2 separate regions of the Mus musculus genome follow, and region 1 is linked to region 2. The links are chromatin loops, found by intact Hi-C in ENCODE. Cell type or tissue: left cerebral cortex. All regions are shown on one strand. Each heading gives the region's core, and the rest is flanking DNA. Links, peaks and the distances in the headings are about the cores only.

Region 1 (8,636 bases), core at 497-8,496, 55 kb after region 2:
GTACATAGCTTGTGTTGCCATGAACTCTCACTTATGATGGACCCCTCAATAAAGGCCCAAAGGCATTGGGAGGCAAATTGAACATGGATAGAAAATCCCAAAAATGTGAACCAGAAGAAATTTTCCATAAGCTTAAACCCTTGGTCCCCAGCTGATGGTGCTGTTTGGTAGGTTATGGAAGTTTTTTAGACAGGGATCTAAGCTAAAAAATGCAGGGCCAAGAGGAAGGCATGAGGCTCATAGTGTCACCCTGTTTGGGCTTAAACTATCTGCTTCTTGGTCAGCATCATGTAGTAGATGTCCAAGCTCCCAACATCACATAGTGCCTACTACCATACCAGCCCCAGGGTCATGATGGGTTATAGCTGCTCACACTGAGCCGAAATAAATCCTTCTCCCTTTAAGTTGTCTTTGCAAATATTTTGACATTGCAGTATGTGGTGTAACCAATGTACTTCCAACATGAGAACACTGCACTGGGGATTAACAGGCAGTGAAGCCATAGCCGATCCCTAAGAGCAGTTATTTCAGAGTATGCCATTCAGCTTGGGAGGGTTAACCCAGCACACACCCTAGTGGAGGCTCCAGTGCAATACTTCAGTCCTTTGGAATGAAGACATGATGTCACCCAGCCATGTTGTTGTTATTGTAGCAATGTTTTACTACTGATATAAGTGCTATTCAACCCTGCTATCAGAAAAACACATGACACTTCAAAGCAAACTTACAAAATGAACGTCTGTTGTAGTCATCCTTACTTCAGTGTCCCTTCTCCAAACACTTGCTAAATTGTAGAACCTTGCTGTTTAGGAAATGTCAGAGACAGATCATAGGCTTTGCAGAAGTAAGGCCTGGCCCCAGAGATGTTCATCCCAGGACCTGGGAGACCCTGTATGTTTACTTGTATTAAGGGTGGCATGTTTCATTTTCCTCAACATCTCTATTGCCTTGGCACAAAGGTTCTGGTCTGGGAAATGGCGCAGAGATGAAAAGAATAAACATTTTACATCCCTAATTCCTGCCCAATCTAAAACTATCTATATTCCCACAGCTGGAGACTAGGGAAATGTTTTCTCAGTCCCCCTTAGGAAGAAAAGGAAAACAGAGAGAAGAGACAAAAAGCCTTCCTTACACCCAAACACAGCCTCCCAGGGGTTTCCTTGGGCCCAGGGCAGGATGTCAGCCTCACAGGAAGACATGCAGTATACGCTGCTGTCAACTGAGCCTTGACTGCCCTTAGTCCCTTCTCACCCAGAGAGCTGCAGGCCGTTCCAATCCTGTCCCCAATGTCCCTCCCTCCTCCCTATTGAATGCTTCCCACTCAGAAAGGATTTCCTGGCCTGAAACACATTTACCTGACCTTTGTTTTCATAAGCATACCATTTTTTTAAGAGGCCCCCTTTCCTTAGAAATATTTAAGACTGTATTTTAGGAAATCTTATATTAAACAGAACCACACATGGAGGCTGGTCCCCGATTTTGGTTTCTATGGAACAGGGTTGAGCGTCTTTGTAGAAATGCTGTTTGCTCCCTGACTAGGGTCTGCATGGATGTGACTGCCAGAACAACAGGGATTGGGGTCATGGTGAGGAACTATTAGCTCAACAAGCAGAGGCAGGCTTCACCCTAGAGAAAGCACCTGAGGCAAGGCAGCTCCTTGAGAATCCAGGCTTCTGAGTAGGTTGATGGAACCATATCCCATCTAGCCATTTGACCCTGTCACACATGGGTTGTCTGAGCCTTGTCACCATGTCACACTGACAGTCCAGTAGGTGCACAGTGATAAAGGATTAGATTGCTTAAGTCTCCTGATATCAGGTCCCCTGATTAAGCTAAAAAGCTCAACTGTCTGCAATTATGGATGGACCCTGAGGAAGTGGGAACAGGGATAACAACAAGGAATGTAACTTTCAGGAACTGTATGGTCTTTGCATGTTTTCTGAAGCCATGTAAGGTATCTCACATGAGATGTCACCACACCCTCTCTGTTAAAAGAAACCTTAGTGCCATGGGATGAACTGTGTTCTCTAACATTAATATTTTAGAGCTCTGGTACCCCAGTATGACACTGTGTTTTGAGACTGTGTCTAAAGACAGGATTAAGTTAAAATGAGGTACTATGTATAAGCCTTAATCCAGGACAGCCAGCATCCTAGTAAAAACCAATGAGAGAACTGGTGAGATAGATCAGTAGGTAAGATGAGAGAAAATGGCCCCCAAAAGGTGACCTCTGACCTCCACATGCACACTGTACTATGTGTATACCCTCCCCCAACAAAAACAATACAATAAAAATATTATTAATGATGATGATGTTAACAATGTCTTTTTAGTAGTCCGAACATAGAAACAGAAGGCACAGATCACATGAGGACAGGACAAGATGGATGTTTACAAGGCAAGAAGAGAAGCCTTGGGAGGGAACAATCCTTCTAGAACCTTGAACTTGGGCGTTCTTCATACCACGTAACTCGGTGCTGACTTGTGACTTTTCCTTAAGAATCATGTGTGGGTTACAACAATGGGCATTCAATCCTAGTATGTTTACTAAGCCCACCTTGAAGGAAGAGCAGACGCTGAGAGGTAGGTGTGTCCCCTTCATTCCTGATCAGATTCCCTCTGTGTCTTGGCCTGCTCTGGTTTTGATCATAATTATAAAATGAGATAAGAAAGGTGACATTCGAAGAAGGCTGTTGCTCAAATTTGCATAACGTATTTGAAGTTCAGATCTAGTATAGTTCCTAGCAGAGGACACAGATGCAAGCTGAGTTGCATTTTTTTTTCTAAAAATAATTATGATGATAATCAAAACGGAACAATCATTTTAGAAATTTGCCTTGGCATACTGCAGAATCAAATGCACTTAGAGAGATCAACCTATTTGCAAGAAGGCTTTGCAATTCATTTGCTGAATTTGCCTAAACAAGTTTGTTGGCAAAGACCCATCTCTGTTTCTGCTTCTCAGTCCTAGAGATATATTTTTGTTTCTTGTTTGAAACTAATGCCTACTTATTAGGAAGTACAAAGGAAATAGTTAAAATGAGAATGATTCATAAAGCTATTTGAAGTTCCTTGAACTTAGAGTTGCAATATTTATATATTTCTTGTTTTCAAAAAGAAATTTTTTTGGAGGGGGCAGGTAAGATGACCCATTGGGTAAGGGTACTTGCTGCCAAACCTCACAACCTGAGTTCATTCCCAGGCACTACATGATGGGGTTCCCACATATGGATTCTTTGGATATCATTAAATGACTTTCTTTACGAACATGGGATTGGTTTCTGGTGCCTTACCAGCATGGAAATGGTGATGAGATGTGACTGGCATTTAGCTCATGCATAACACACTTTGTCTGTGTCCACACAGATTGCAGGAAGGGGAAGGTAGAGTCTCCCATCCTCTTTCAGTAGGAATCAGACTCTAGCTGTCTCAGAAGAGTTACAGTCAGTAGAGTCACCTTGAGAGAAAATGTTCTGGACTTCCCCCTCCGTATTATCCACTGTCTGGATTTCACAGGTCAAAGGCTGAGGAAATGGAACAGATATCCTGTTCCAAGCTGAGCACTCAATTGTCATTTATCTCAGCACTTTCACCAGCCATGAGTCTGCTTTAACCACAGCCTACTGCAAAAAGAAGCATCTTTGACAAAGGCAGACTGCAGCATCAGTTCCTAGATATAAACACACACATTTAAAAGGCAGTTTGACAGCACATTTGTTGAGCAAAACAACAGTAGAAAGTCTTCCTACCTGCTACCTCCTATCGCTCATGACCTTTCCAGACATTGGATTTTGACTAAGTTTATAATTCTAAGCCTGAACTGCCTTCTGTGAAGTAGGTCTCAGGTCAAAAAAAAAAAGAAAGAAAGGAAGAAAAAGCATCTCCCTAATATCCCTGCTTAAACTTCCCAACCCCAGTATCTCCTCCTGGACTTCCACATCACGTGTGTTCTAGTATCCTCACTTAAGGCCCTCCCGCTTTCATACCCTTTAAGGTCTCTTTCTCGTTTCCTACGTCTACAGATTCTCTATGTTAAACACACAAATTTAAAAACTAGAAGCTAGAGTCCATACATGAGAGAGAATATTCAGTGTGTGACTTTCTGTGCCTGTGCCTTCTAAGAGTGTGGGTACCCAAGGATGTCAGAAGAGAGTTTCAGATTTTTCAGATCCCTTAGAGCTGGAGTTACAGGCAGTGATGAGCTGCCCAGCATGGTGTTGGGATCTGAACTTGGTTTCTATGGAAGGGCGGCAAGTAATCTCAACCACTAAGACATCTCTCCAGCTCTCCAGTAGTTTTTTGCAAAAGAAAGAGAGGGAAAGTTCTAACGTATTTTAGATTTGAAAATATCTATAATCTCTCATACTTCCTTGATGGGTTGATTGTATGAGGTGCATTCATACACCAAAGCCAGTTTCCTAATGAAACAGTACTGAGGGCGGGGCGTTGGGAAGTGATTCAGTCACAAGGTCTCTGTTCTCATGAATGAGGTTCAGACCCTGACATTATAGGACTAATGAAATTTACCCATCTCCTTTTCCCCATGAGGACCCAGCAAAGAGATGTCTGTATGTGAAGCAGTATGGAAGCTGTTAGCAGGCATCTTGAACTGCAGGTCTTGATCTTGGACTTCCAGACTTCAGAATGCTTTTCTGTTGTTTATAAATTACCAAATCTAAGATATTTTGTTATAGAAGTGTAAATTAAATAAGAGAATGACATCCTCAAATAAGAGAAGTAGATTCTAACTATTTGTTTTTGGAATCAAGAACATGATGATATTTTGTTCCTTCCAGTGTGGCTATAGAGAACTCTGATGTCACATGAACCTTGGACTTTGATATTAAGCATTTTTGTTTTCTTTCAAGAATGGAAATTCTGTGTTTGGTCAGGATCTATTTTCATCCAGTTTGCAGGACTCTTAGGAGGATCCTTCATGCTATAAATTCCTATCCTGTTAGCCATCTCTCAGCAAGACTAGCAGAGTACATTGTGCAAATGCATAAATTATATAGCAGCTGGTGAATTATAAAGCAACCAGCTGGTTCCCTAACATTGACAGGTTGCTTTCCCTTCCCCAGTGGAGACTTCTGGTGTTTGGGGGAAGTTGAGTCACTTCCTGGTGGAAATCACAAACTGTCAAATGTGGTCTGTTTTGTAAGTGAATTTTCCACATATCTAAAGTGACAATGGCTTAGCCAGAACTCTAGCAGAATCTGGAATTCACTGATACTAAGTTGTATGGCTTAAAGTAAAATATCTCAACCCATTTGAGCTACTGAATGGTGGATTGGCTACTCAGGATTTGACTCTGCTTCTCCAGATAAGCTCTCTGGTGGTCACAGAGCAAGGAGGGAACCCCTAGGAAAGGAGGCTGAGGACAAAGAACCCTATGAGGGTAACATTTGGCATTCAATGGCTCTAGCTGCAGAGCTTTATCACCAACAGAATTTTCATAATTAAGTCTAGTTAATTTCCTTAGTTAAGTCAAATTCATGGTGTAATCTCTTCCCTAAAGAAAGTTTTCAGTGTTTACAGATTGATAAAGTTTTCAGTGTTTCACAGATTGCTAATAAGGTTTAATGCTGGAGATAAGATGATGGGCTTTGCCAATTCTGTATTTATACTTTGGTACCACAATGCAAGTATAATATTCCAGGCTAACAATGAATGAAAAGGGACTCTGAACATCATAGAGAGCTTGCCTATGATGGTAGCAACTTTCTTCATATCTTTGTGTGTGTGTGTGTGTGTGTGTTACTCTCCTCTATGTAATTATTGAGACATAGTTTCTCTTTGAGCCTGGAACTCGTCAATGTGGGTAGGCTGTAAGGCTATGGAGCTCTAGAGAACCTCTTGACTCTATATCCCCAGTGCTAAGAAGACACATGTATGCCAGCATGCCCTGCCCTTATGTGGACATTTGGAATCTAAACCTAGGTACAACCAAATACCTCCCAATCCACAACTCTCCAGCCTTTGCTACTGCCCAATAATGCTGCTTGTCCCACATATGTACCCAGACAGTGTGTACATACACAGCGACAGTTGGAAAAACATTATAGCAACTTGTGATGCTAATTGCGAATAAGCATGACAGCAAAGCTGTTCTCTTGGGATTGGCTACTCCATCTTTTCCAGAAAGATGTTATAGACGGACACTGCTCCTTAGGAAGTATGTCCCTCTTCCATGTGTGTGAGTCTGAGTTATGTTTGTCTTTTGCCTTCAGCTGGGCAACTGCTCTGTACCTAAGGTTTTTCATCTATAGATGAGGTGTGGTAATGGTAGCCCCTTATACTCATGGGCTCTCTGAGAACCCAAATGAGAAAAATAACAATAGCTACCAAGGCCTGAACAAGATTTCTTTTTTAAAAATGTTGTTATGTCATCATCATCATCATCATTACTATTACCTGCAACCTGATTCTATAAGCATCCTGTGTGGATCTGAGGGTGAGCTGTCCACCCACAGGTTATACACAGAGGTAGCAGAGTGGCTTTCTGCCCATATGGTGCATTTGATGAGGGGGACCTGTGTTCTGGACTCATACTGGGACACTGAACTCCAGGTAAGGTGAGAAAGAACATCTCTTACAGTTGGAGTGGAAATGGAACTTCTTCCTGATGGGTGGGTCTGGGGCTGTGGCACTCTGTCCAGGAGGAAAGGCAGAGTTTAGAGGAAGCCAGAGGGGCTGTGCCCTTCTCTACTAAACCTTTGTCCAGTTCCATGGCATCTGTTTCTTTATCTATTGTGACTATGTTTTCAGAGACAACATCCCCATCCAAGGTCTTATCACTGATGAGTGACATAACAGGACAATGTAGCTACCAGGAAAGGTGAGCTATTGGAAACAGAGCAGAGAAGGTCTTGAATAGGTTCTCTGGGGGCAAAACTCTAGTTTTCCTGAGTTGCTCTTTTGATGAACAGCAACTGCAAGGTGACATCATGAGGACAGTATGCCATGGCCATGTTGATATGCAGTCCCTGCCCTTTATTTCATCTATTATTCTTTTACTGAAAATACGATATATTTTGATTGTAGTTTCTCCTCTCCCGCCTTCCCCCGGCTCCTCCCCACCTCCATTCCCACATGAATTCAAACCCTTTCTTTCTCTTTCTTGTTAGAAAACCTACAGACATTCATTCAAAAATTACTAATAAAATAACACAAAACTAAACAAACCAGAATATGACAAACTAAATCAATAAACAGAAAAAAAGTCCCCAAGAAAAAGCACAAGAAACACAAATAGGTGCAGACACACACATTCACACAGAGAAATCTCACACAAACTCCAACCTGGAAACTACAACACATACAAAAAAGACCTGTTATATAAACAAACAAACAAACAAACAAAACTAACACCCCCAGCCCTGCCCATGGCATTGAGTTCTTTTTGTGTTGGTCATCTACTGCTGGACATTGGGCCTACATTTCAGTGAGACTTCATTGGGGAAAACTAATTTTTCCTTTGCAAGCAGTTATCTATCAGAGACAGCTTCTGGGTTTCCTAACTGGGTTCCCTTTGAGTGTTTGTGTCCACTTCCTCTCTCAATGCTGGGATTCTAGCTGGCTCAGACCCATGCAGGCCCTGTGTATGTTGCCACAGTCTCTGTGAGTTCACGTGTGTCGGTCCTGTTGTGTTTAAAAGGCATTGTTCTTTTGGTGTCTTCCATTACCCCTGAGTTTCACAATATCTCTGCCTCCTCTTCCACAGGGATCCCTGAGTCTTGAGGGGAGGATACAGTCTCAGCTTTTACTAACACTAGATGGGCTTCGGTGGTATTAAGATCTCCTATGTATTGAGCATTTGAAAGACCCAGCACTTCCTACGTGTTACAAATTATATCCTTTACTTAAAAGTGAAGAGACATGGGCTTAGATTTTATTTAGATTATTTATTAATAAATGGAATACGGTTAAATAGTTACATCAGGGCTTGGATTGAAAACTGGGATGAAACCCTGGAGTCTTAGTCATTGTGTCATTTAGTGCTGAGAAGACCTAATCCCTTTTTTCCAAGAGCACCTGTGTATATATATCCTCAATGTAAGGCCCATATTGTAGTGGGCTAAGAGCAACCCCACTCTCTTAATTCATACAACTATGGACTGGTCAGTTTACAATGTGACCAAATGAGACCACATTCTCAGAGTCACTGACTCGGTAAGTAGTTAAATAAAGATGAGGGTACATTGGAGCAGGATTGACCTTAATACAACAGAACTGGGGTTCTTATTCTTTTTTTTTTTTTTTGGTTTTTCTGTAGACCAGGCTGGCCTCGAACTCAGAAATCCACCTGCCTCTGCCTCCCAAGTGCTGGGATTAAAGGCATGTGCTACCACTGCCCAGCTTGGGGTTCTTATTCTTATAAGAGGGAAAGATACATACAGACTCTTGATAAACACACACACACACACACACACACACACACACACACACACTGAATGTTCTGAAGTATGGACTCATTCCCCTCAGAGGGTTCCTCCCTACCCTTCTTTTCCTCACTCTTTCCCTCCCCTCCCACCCTCCCTTCCTTCCTTTCTCCCTTTCTTCTCTCTTTCCTTCCTTCTTTTGTATGTGTGTTATTGTGTATGTATGCTGCTCGAGCACGTGCGCATGCATGCGTA
Region 2 (8,636 bases), core at 436-8,435:
AGCTCTCTTGATAGTTTTTATTTTGAGACTGTGCCATGGACCACTCCAGTCGGGTATGGTGGTCCCTGGAATGAGGGTCCTCGAAGCTAGTGGGTAAGAATTTGGCCATGACAAACAGAAACAAACACATCCAAGCATTACAACTCTGAAACTGTGTATTCAGTGAATCACCAACAGAACAGGTAACATCATTATGAATCATCAAAATATAACAATTCTAAAAGGATGAATTCGGGGGGGGGCTGTCCTCCAAGACTAGTAGCATATTTCCAGGAGCAGGTTAATAAATCTTTAAGGGTCAGTGCTCTTAACTGCTGAACTAACTCTCTATCCCCATGGTCAATTATATTTAACATCGAGTACCTGATTTTCTTTAAAATAAATTTTCAATGTATAAATTTAAACTATTTTAATCCTTTCTAATTAAGGCTTTCTTTACCATATACCAAAATCCACCTCCAATGACCCACATGTAGCCATATGAAATTTTATTGTTGGGAAAGTTTTTATCTATCATAATAGTTTCGTAAACGATTTAAAAAGTAAAATGTTGGTTTCCCTGGGGATAAGGTCATGTTAGTGGCCCCATCTCTAGGCATGGTTTCTTACCCATTATTCTCGCTTAAGATCTTGACCTAGGCTCCCAAGGAACATGTAAAGAAGAAAAGGAATAGGAGAAAACAAAACAGATAGATTGCCTGCTGTGAGAACTACAGCTCAATATTTTTTCTCCAGTGAAGAGTTCCACAACCAGTTCCAGGAGGCCTCCCCCTTTTGAGGTCAATCACCTCAGTCTGTGGAACTTGTCACACAGATCCTACTGGAGGTGGTGTGGCAAGACTGGGCCTGCTAAATTGCTCAGTCTGGATTAAGGGTCTTGTTGAATCAGGGCTGGCCTTGAGCTCACTCTGATTGGTCTTGGAATGTGATTACCTTGTCTCAGTTTCTCAAGTAATAAGAACTGCAGGCCCATTACCTGTTTAGTCGGGAGCCGTGGGGTTGTAAGATGGCCTGAATATCTTCTCTGAGCATGCAAATCAAAACCCCAGTGAGTTATCACTGGAAACAATGCTAATGAGGTTATGCACTGTAGGACTGTTATATAGTCACCATCCAAAGTGTCATGGCATTTGCTTCCCCTGCCTCATAAGCTGATTTATCATATGACCCAGCAAGTCTAATCCTTGATATGTGCTCTAAAGAATTGAAAACAGGTGCTCAAGCAAACATGTGTATATGAATATTTATAATAGCCCAAAGCAGGAAACAACTCAAATGTCCATCTATGGATGAATGAATAAGCAAAATGTGGTCTTATTGTATTATGGAATTTAATTCAGCCATGAAAAATGAATGAAGTATTGCTACATGCTACAATGTAAATGAACCTTGAAAGTACAGTACATGAAGGAAACCAGGCACAAAAGGACACCTAGAATATATTTCCTCTTATGTGAAATATCCAGATTAGGTAAATCCATAGAAGCAGAATGCAGACTGGCATTTCCTAGAGAGTATGGGCAGAGAGGAGTAGGGGGAGAAGCAGCCTAATAAAACAGATGTTCCATTGTCCAGTTGTGGGAACATTTTGGAGCTAGATAAAAGTTGAGTAACACTGAATCTACTAAATTGCATTCAACCATTCACTTGAAGATGGTCATTTTATGTTGTATGACTTTTATCTCAAGTATTAAACAGAGGGAAAGAAAGAAATCCCTTCTTTCAAGACTTAAATGCCACATGTTCTCTGGTATCTCCACTGGTTTCTCAGCTACAGGTATCCTTAGAGACTTTCTTTTCCTACCCTGGGCCATCTGTTTGTACCTCTGACTTGGTGAGCACTGGGTCAGAGTCTGAGCCATGTTACTCTCTCCCTGTGAGCTCATACTGCGTCAGCCTTACCAGATCCACTCATGCTTCACAGTTCCTACTAGATCTACAGCAAGAGCCTCATTAGCTTTGGGGATGATTAGAGAAATCCAGGCAGATCAAGCAGAAAGATACAGGGAGATGGGGGTGTTTAGAACCAGGTAGATCTGCAAGGTCAAGAGTGAATTGTCTAATCCATGCATGCTCAGTTTCTGAATCTGCACTGCTGATGCAGACATGGGGATGGATGACTTGATGCCCTGGTGGGTACAGCTCTACTAGGTTGCCGTCCAACAAACTCTGTCTCTGCCTTCCTTTCTTCCCCTAATTGGTATACTGGCTCTTCTAAGCTGAGTCTAAACAGCTTTCCAAGGGGTTTTCCTGGGGTCAGAGAACTCACCCCTATGACTTCCTGTCTATAGCTCCCTTATGATAGATTAGTATACCAGTTGTCATCTGTATACTAAGCTATTATACCAGCTATCAACTATATACTAGACTAGCATATTAACTGCTCACAGTATACTAGACTAGCATGCCAACTGTTCACTTTATACTAAACTAGCATACCAACCTCCAATTATATACTAGACTAGTATGCCAGTTGATAAAGTATCTGCTTGTGCAAAGGTATGGACCCAAGTTTGGATACCCAGAACCCACATAAAAGCTAGATGCTGCAGCATACAGCTATAGAGTTAAATATATAACTCTAGCTTTGTAGACTGAGGTATGAAGATCACTACCTAACTAGTCTACTTGAATCGATGAGCTCCAGATTTATCAAGACCTTATCTCAAAGATAAGGTTGGGCCATGGCCAAGTCTTCTAGTTAGGGTATTCTTATGGCCCCCAATACCTAAGGGACTTCCTGCTGCCTCAAATAATCTACCCTCCACAGTTAGAAGTAAACAGAAGAAACCTAGAATGTTCTATAACCTGCTTTCTCATGGACAGAAGCTAAGGCTCCTTTGCGAAAGTGGTATCTCCTAGGCAGCTCACTCTTAGTGACTGGACATCCAGCCAACAAGATGTGGGTGCCTAGGAGCCACCAAGTCTGGTTCTTTCATCATTCATGTAAATGTTACAGCTTTGCTCCAGCTGGGGGAGATTTTCCCAGTGAAAGTGTTACAGCTCTTCTCTGAGAGGGATCCCAGCAATAAATCGTGAGCCAAAGAATACCACAAAGTCACTGCATAACAACCTCACACAAGGGATTTATTGGGGGAGAAAAGGCCAGAAGGGTGGCAGACTTTATATAGGGTTTCTTGCGGGAGGGGCACAGCTTTTCAGAGTGGCCTAGGATTGGTAGAATTTTTGTGATCTGATCTTGGAGCAAGCATAGGGATTGGTAAAGTTTCTGGTTTAGGGACTTATAGGATTTTGTGCTCAGGGATTGATGTGATTCTTTGGCTTGATTTTGAGGCAAGCACAATTGGTGGGATTGTTTCTTGGCTCTGGTCTTGGGCTATGGGTCAAGTTAGAGTCAGGGAGTTTTCCCCTTTGGTCATGGTCTTTTACCCTACAATTCATCTTCCCTGACTGGTGAGTACTACTCTCCTGGACTCCATGCCTAGTACAAAGCTCCAAGTTGTTCTATTAGTCTTGTATACATTTGGCTGTTGGCAGAGGGCATGGGTATGGTGACTCATTAGTTAAAGGCATCTGCTGTCTAGCCTGATGACCAGGGTTCAATCCCTGGAATCTATATGGTGGAAAGAGAGAACTGACTCTCACATGTTGTTCTCATGCGCTGACGACCCTGTCCTGCCTCAGTCTCTGGACCCCACTAGGTGTACTTCTTACACTTCTGTGGTCATGTCATGTTTTCTGCTGGTGGCTGTGTGTATGTGTAGGATTGGGTGTGGGTTAAGGTTAGGGTTTCTTTGGGGACTGAGTCAGGAGGATGCCTAGCCAACTTGGCTAAATTGATGATGTGCTCCAGATTCAGTGAGAGCCTACACCTCAAAAAACAAGATGAAAAGGCTTGATGAGTCTGCACAGCTGGAGTTACAGGTGCACATCAGAGCATATCTGCATATACACATACAAACACAAGAAATAAAAATAATATAAAGGACCATTAAAGAAAACATCTAATATTGATATATGCCTTTCGCACACTTGCACACCATATGTGCATTCACACCCACATCTGTACATACATACATACATGAACACATATATCATACATGAGCATATACATAAACAAGCTTCAGAATTCATAAAAAGGCATACTGACATTTGTAGGCTAGCCTTCAGCATCAGTTTCTAAAGCAGGAGCAATTTGCATTTCTAACCACCTCCTAGAATTGCTACTCCTGCCATCAAGGATAATACAGTAGGACCACTGTGCTGACTACAGTATAAACACTCACAGTACAGAAATCATACATTATCATCCAATAAAACAATTTTACACTACTTGACTGTTGATTCAGGCTCAAAGGTTGAGCCTCCATTTCCCCTGTTTGGAAGCTGCCTGCAGCTGGCCTACTCTTGGATGCTGAGTTGACATTTAAAGTATCTGCCACACGAGGGTGCTCTCGCCTATTCTAAGCACAATGCTAGGCTAAGATGCTGCACTGAGTTCCTGTTATCTCTTAGAAGGCATCTATTTCTCTCTTAGCTCAAACATTTGACAAACGGAAATTTCTAAGGATACCTCTCTTGTCTGAATGGATGGTGGTACACAGGGCTTTGTTCTTGTGGCTTTATTTTTTAGAATGTAGAAACTCTGGGTTTGTTTATCTGCTGTTTAAAGGCTCCAATCTTGGGTTGTTTCTGTCTCTGAAGTTCTTGCTAACAATGCTTCTTGGTTAGGATTTTAGGTACCTGGCCAGCACTTAAATAAAATAAAAATAATATAAAAGACCATTAAAGAAAACATCTAATATTTATGTATGCCTTGCACACTATATGTGCATTCACACCCACATCTGTACATACAGACATGAACACATATACCATAAAGGAGCATATACATAAACAACTTTGTACTAGACATGGGTCCAGGTGGGTAGTACATAAAAGGCAGAGGGGATGGTAAGGAACCTGCCCTGGAGGACCCCAGGCAGCCATTTCTTGTTAACCATATGCCACTGATTGTGAGCTGCCCAAAGGAGGTACCACTTCCACAGAGGACCCAGGTACTATCCATGAAAAACAAACAAACAAACAAACAAACAAACAAAACCAAAACAGGTTATCATAGAACATTCTAGGTTTTCTCTTCCTACTTCCAGCTATGGAGGGTACTAAGGGGAGCAGAAAGTCCCATCTCTATTGGGAGCCATAAGGATACCCTAAGAAGGTGCGCTAGCTATGCTCCAAGCTAATAAAACTAGCTAAAAATTTCTTGGCAATTTCCCCAATAAGAGTCACTAATGAATGGCTGGAGTTGATAAATCAAATGATTGAAATATACACTCACTTAGAATTTAGAGGTTGCTAATAAAAAAAAAAACCAAAAAACAACAACAACAACAACAAAAACCAGAAAAGCTTGTGGCGATTGCATGCACGTGCTAGTTACACCGGTGTAGCATTGCCCCAATTACCTGACAGAAAACTTACAGGGAAGAGGGATTTGTTTCAGCTCACTGTTTTAGAGATTATTGGATAGAATTTCATAATGGTTGGGATGTGACACACAAGGTTCTCTTCATTGCAGGCAGAAAGTAGAGATGAGCAGGAATACACTAGAACAAGATACTCCCAGCAACACACCCTTCATGGCCTGCTTCCCTTAGCAACAACTTACACTTTAAGATTTCCAGGACCTCCCCAAATTATACAACCATGTGGGAGCCAAGTCCTTAACACACGGGCTTTGGGGGGAATATTTCCTCTATTAGTTAATTCTTGTTGCTGTGACAAAGTGTTTGAGAAAACTAGCCTAAAGAAGGAAAGGTATATTGTGCCTTGAACATCTTGCAACTCCAGTGGAGGGAACATGAGACAGCTGGTTATGAGTCCACAGTCAGGAATCAAAGGGAGTTGAATGCTGGTGCTTAGAACACTTTCTCCCCCTTTTCCTTTCATTCTTCTGAGCATCCTGCCATGGGAAGGTGCTGTCCATTCTTGCGCGCGCAGGACTGGCCAGTAGTAACGACGCTGCAACAGGATCCTTCTGCACACGTTTATTGGGAGAGCTTTATTGCAGAGGCGAAGAGACCCCAAGCCCAGAATTGGTGCTGCTTATATAGGCCTAGGAGAGGCGTGTCTCACACCCAGATTGGTTATGTACTAAGCCTCATTTGCATGTTCCTCATCTGATTGGCTACTCTCTCTCTCTCTGTACCTCACAGAGCCTCATTATCATACCTCATTTGCATGTCTCACATCTGATTGGTTATACTCCCAAAGCCTCATTATCATGCCCGGGCCAGGCAGTGTCTTTGAAAAAACTTTACTGCATATGTACACATTGGTTGTTTGTCCAAACTTATGCGTGGTGGCCAGCAGTAGTCAGTGCCACTCTGCAACGGCACATGTGGCTTCCCACAGTCCATGTGTAGGAAAGACCTTCACATTCACAATTCAACCTCTCTGGAAATATCCCTCAGGCACACCCAGAGGAGTAGCCTCTAATTCATTCTGATCCAGTCAAGATGACCATGAGGATTAACAAGCTTTACCTATCCAAACTACAGCATTGGGGGATTTGGATTAGAAGGGAAAAAAAGACCAGGGACAACAAGCTTTTTTCCAGAACCTTCCTTTGCTCCTTGATAGTTACACTATAGCTACAACACTGGCTTTAACACTTCATAGAATTAAAGGTAGCCTCTTCTTAGAAAAGTTTCCAGTAAAGAAATAAAAAATGAAATAAAATGAATAAATCTTTGGAAATAAAAACAAACAAACAAAAAAAAAAAAAAAAGGAAAGAAAGAAAAAGAAAAGTTCCCAGCAAGTGGATAGAGTCACATGGCTAGGTGTTGATAACTCCTCTGCCCCAACCCCATGAAGCCAGGTGCGTTTAAGTGAGAAAGAATTACAAATATATTTTGTCTGCAGAATTCTGGTCTAAGTTGTTAGAGGTCATCAAAGTAAAGTCTAAGAATTACAGTCAGGCCCATCTGCATTTGCAGTATGAAGGCTAACAACGTGGCTTCTGCCTACAACAGTGACTAGAGCTAGCTTGTAAGCAGTTGTTCACATAACTCCACTTTGTTCTTCTTATATGTCATGCAGCATGTTGGGGCATAGCCATGGTTGGATGCCACCCTTGCCTTGGTCCTGAGGTGAGGCTGTGGGAATATGTGGGGGAACAAATTAGGTTACCCATGATGACCAGGAAGTAAAGAGAAGGGGCTGAAAAGATACATCCCTAGTGACCCCTTTACTCCAGTTAAGCCCCATCCCTTACCTTACAACATACCCCAATGATGCTTTTATATTATGAATCCATCAAGGGATTAATACACAATCAAGTCAGAGCCCAAGCCATGCTATGTCCCATAAAGATAAAAAGCTTGGACATTTTCTCAAAGACTCCCCAGAAAGTAGAATAAAACATGCACAGAACTATACTGAGAAGCAGGAATTATTGTAGAAAGTCTGAATGAGACAATGTGGTTTGAATGAGAACTGTTCCCCATAGTTATTAACCAAGTATTTGAATACTTGGTCCCCAGTGTGTAGCACTGTCTGGGAGGTTGTAGAACCTTTAAGAGGTACAGCTTTCTGGAGGAAGTATGCCATTGGGAATGGGCTTTGAGAGTTTATACCTCTAACCTATAACCACTTTCTGCTTTGCTGTTGAAGATGTGTCTCAGCTTCCTTTCCAGCCACCTACTGTGATGCCTCCCCTACCATTGTAGACTCCCTATAGAGTCTACAATGCTACAATCTAAGCTAAAATATATAAGCTAAAATCAACTCTTTCTTTTATAAGTAGTTTTTGGTCAGTATTTTATCACAGCAACAGAAAAGTAGCTAATACAGGTGGCTAGGCCTTTCACGCATGGGTCATCAGGGAATATTTCATACCCAGACCATAACAATCTGGCCTAGAGGCATCTCATCATAAAGAGTAGCCATGCCGATCATACCATATTATATGCTTTCCTGAGGGTTACTTGGTTTTATAGCTACTAAAATGTTAGCTGTATTTCTCCATAGGGTCATCTATCTGTTGAATATTAGAATTTATTGTACTTCCAGTAGGAGGGGAAAGTGGAAACAGCACGTAACATGAAAAGGCAGTGCTATTTTCAGTACTAAATTGAGTGCAGGGAGCTTGCAGAGATGTAATGAATCAGCTTATGCAGTCACCAGGGACACTTAAATGATTGAAATACCTAGAAATAAAATCATATGGTTGACTCATGGAGACACATCTTCATAGGGAATCAGAGATATTCTGATTCTGAAAGATCAATGATGGAGAATTTAGTCATAGATCCAGAAAAGGGAGTCATTAGCATATTTTCCTGTTCAGATTCCCAACACACTAAGAATGGAGGCCTGCAGTCTTGAGAGAAGGGATGAGACACTGAGCTGGTCACTATAGCAACTAAGTGGTCAGACTCAGGCCTGACAGTCAGGAAGAACCTAGTGGGGCCACCCAAGTTTTCCAGGATGGCAAGAGACTTTTTAGTCACTCTAGGGAGTTCCATAGCCCTTGGTAAGTATTAAGAACCCTGTCCTGAAACATCTCAATATACAATCATCAACCTGAATTCTCATTAAACAAGAAAGAAAGCTTGTATGCAAAGGCAATCTGGTCACATCTGAGACACCCTTCCCCCCCCCCCCCCCA

What was found. Hi-C counts contacts between places; a loop is a spot of excess contacts. Peaks named below come from ENCODE experiments on the same cell type or tissue, not always from the same donor. Only the 100,000 strongest peaks of a DNase experiment are listed, where the experiment ranks them.
Region 1: it touches region 2 in a loop (4-fold over the local background); 11 of 42 quality-filtered maps call a loop at or near these places.

The regions. Positions count from the first base shown.
Region 1 is chr2:148,596,113-148,604,748 of GRCm38, reverse strand. No RefSeq gene overlaps it. Among named protein-coding and RNA genes, the nearest start is that of Gm46770, 38 kb to the right of the region's middle. In left cerebral cortex, for the core only: a CTCF peak has its summit at 568; a DNase peak (open chromatin) is centred at 5,050; H3K27ac peaks cover 569 bases.
Region 2 is chr2:148,650,936-148,659,571 of GRCm38, reverse strand. No RefSeq gene overlaps it. Among named protein-coding and RNA genes, the nearest start is that of Nxt1, 17 kb to the left of the region's middle. In left cerebral cortex, for the core only: a CTCF peak has its summit at 4,395; DNase peaks (open chromatin) are centred at 4,405 and 8,232.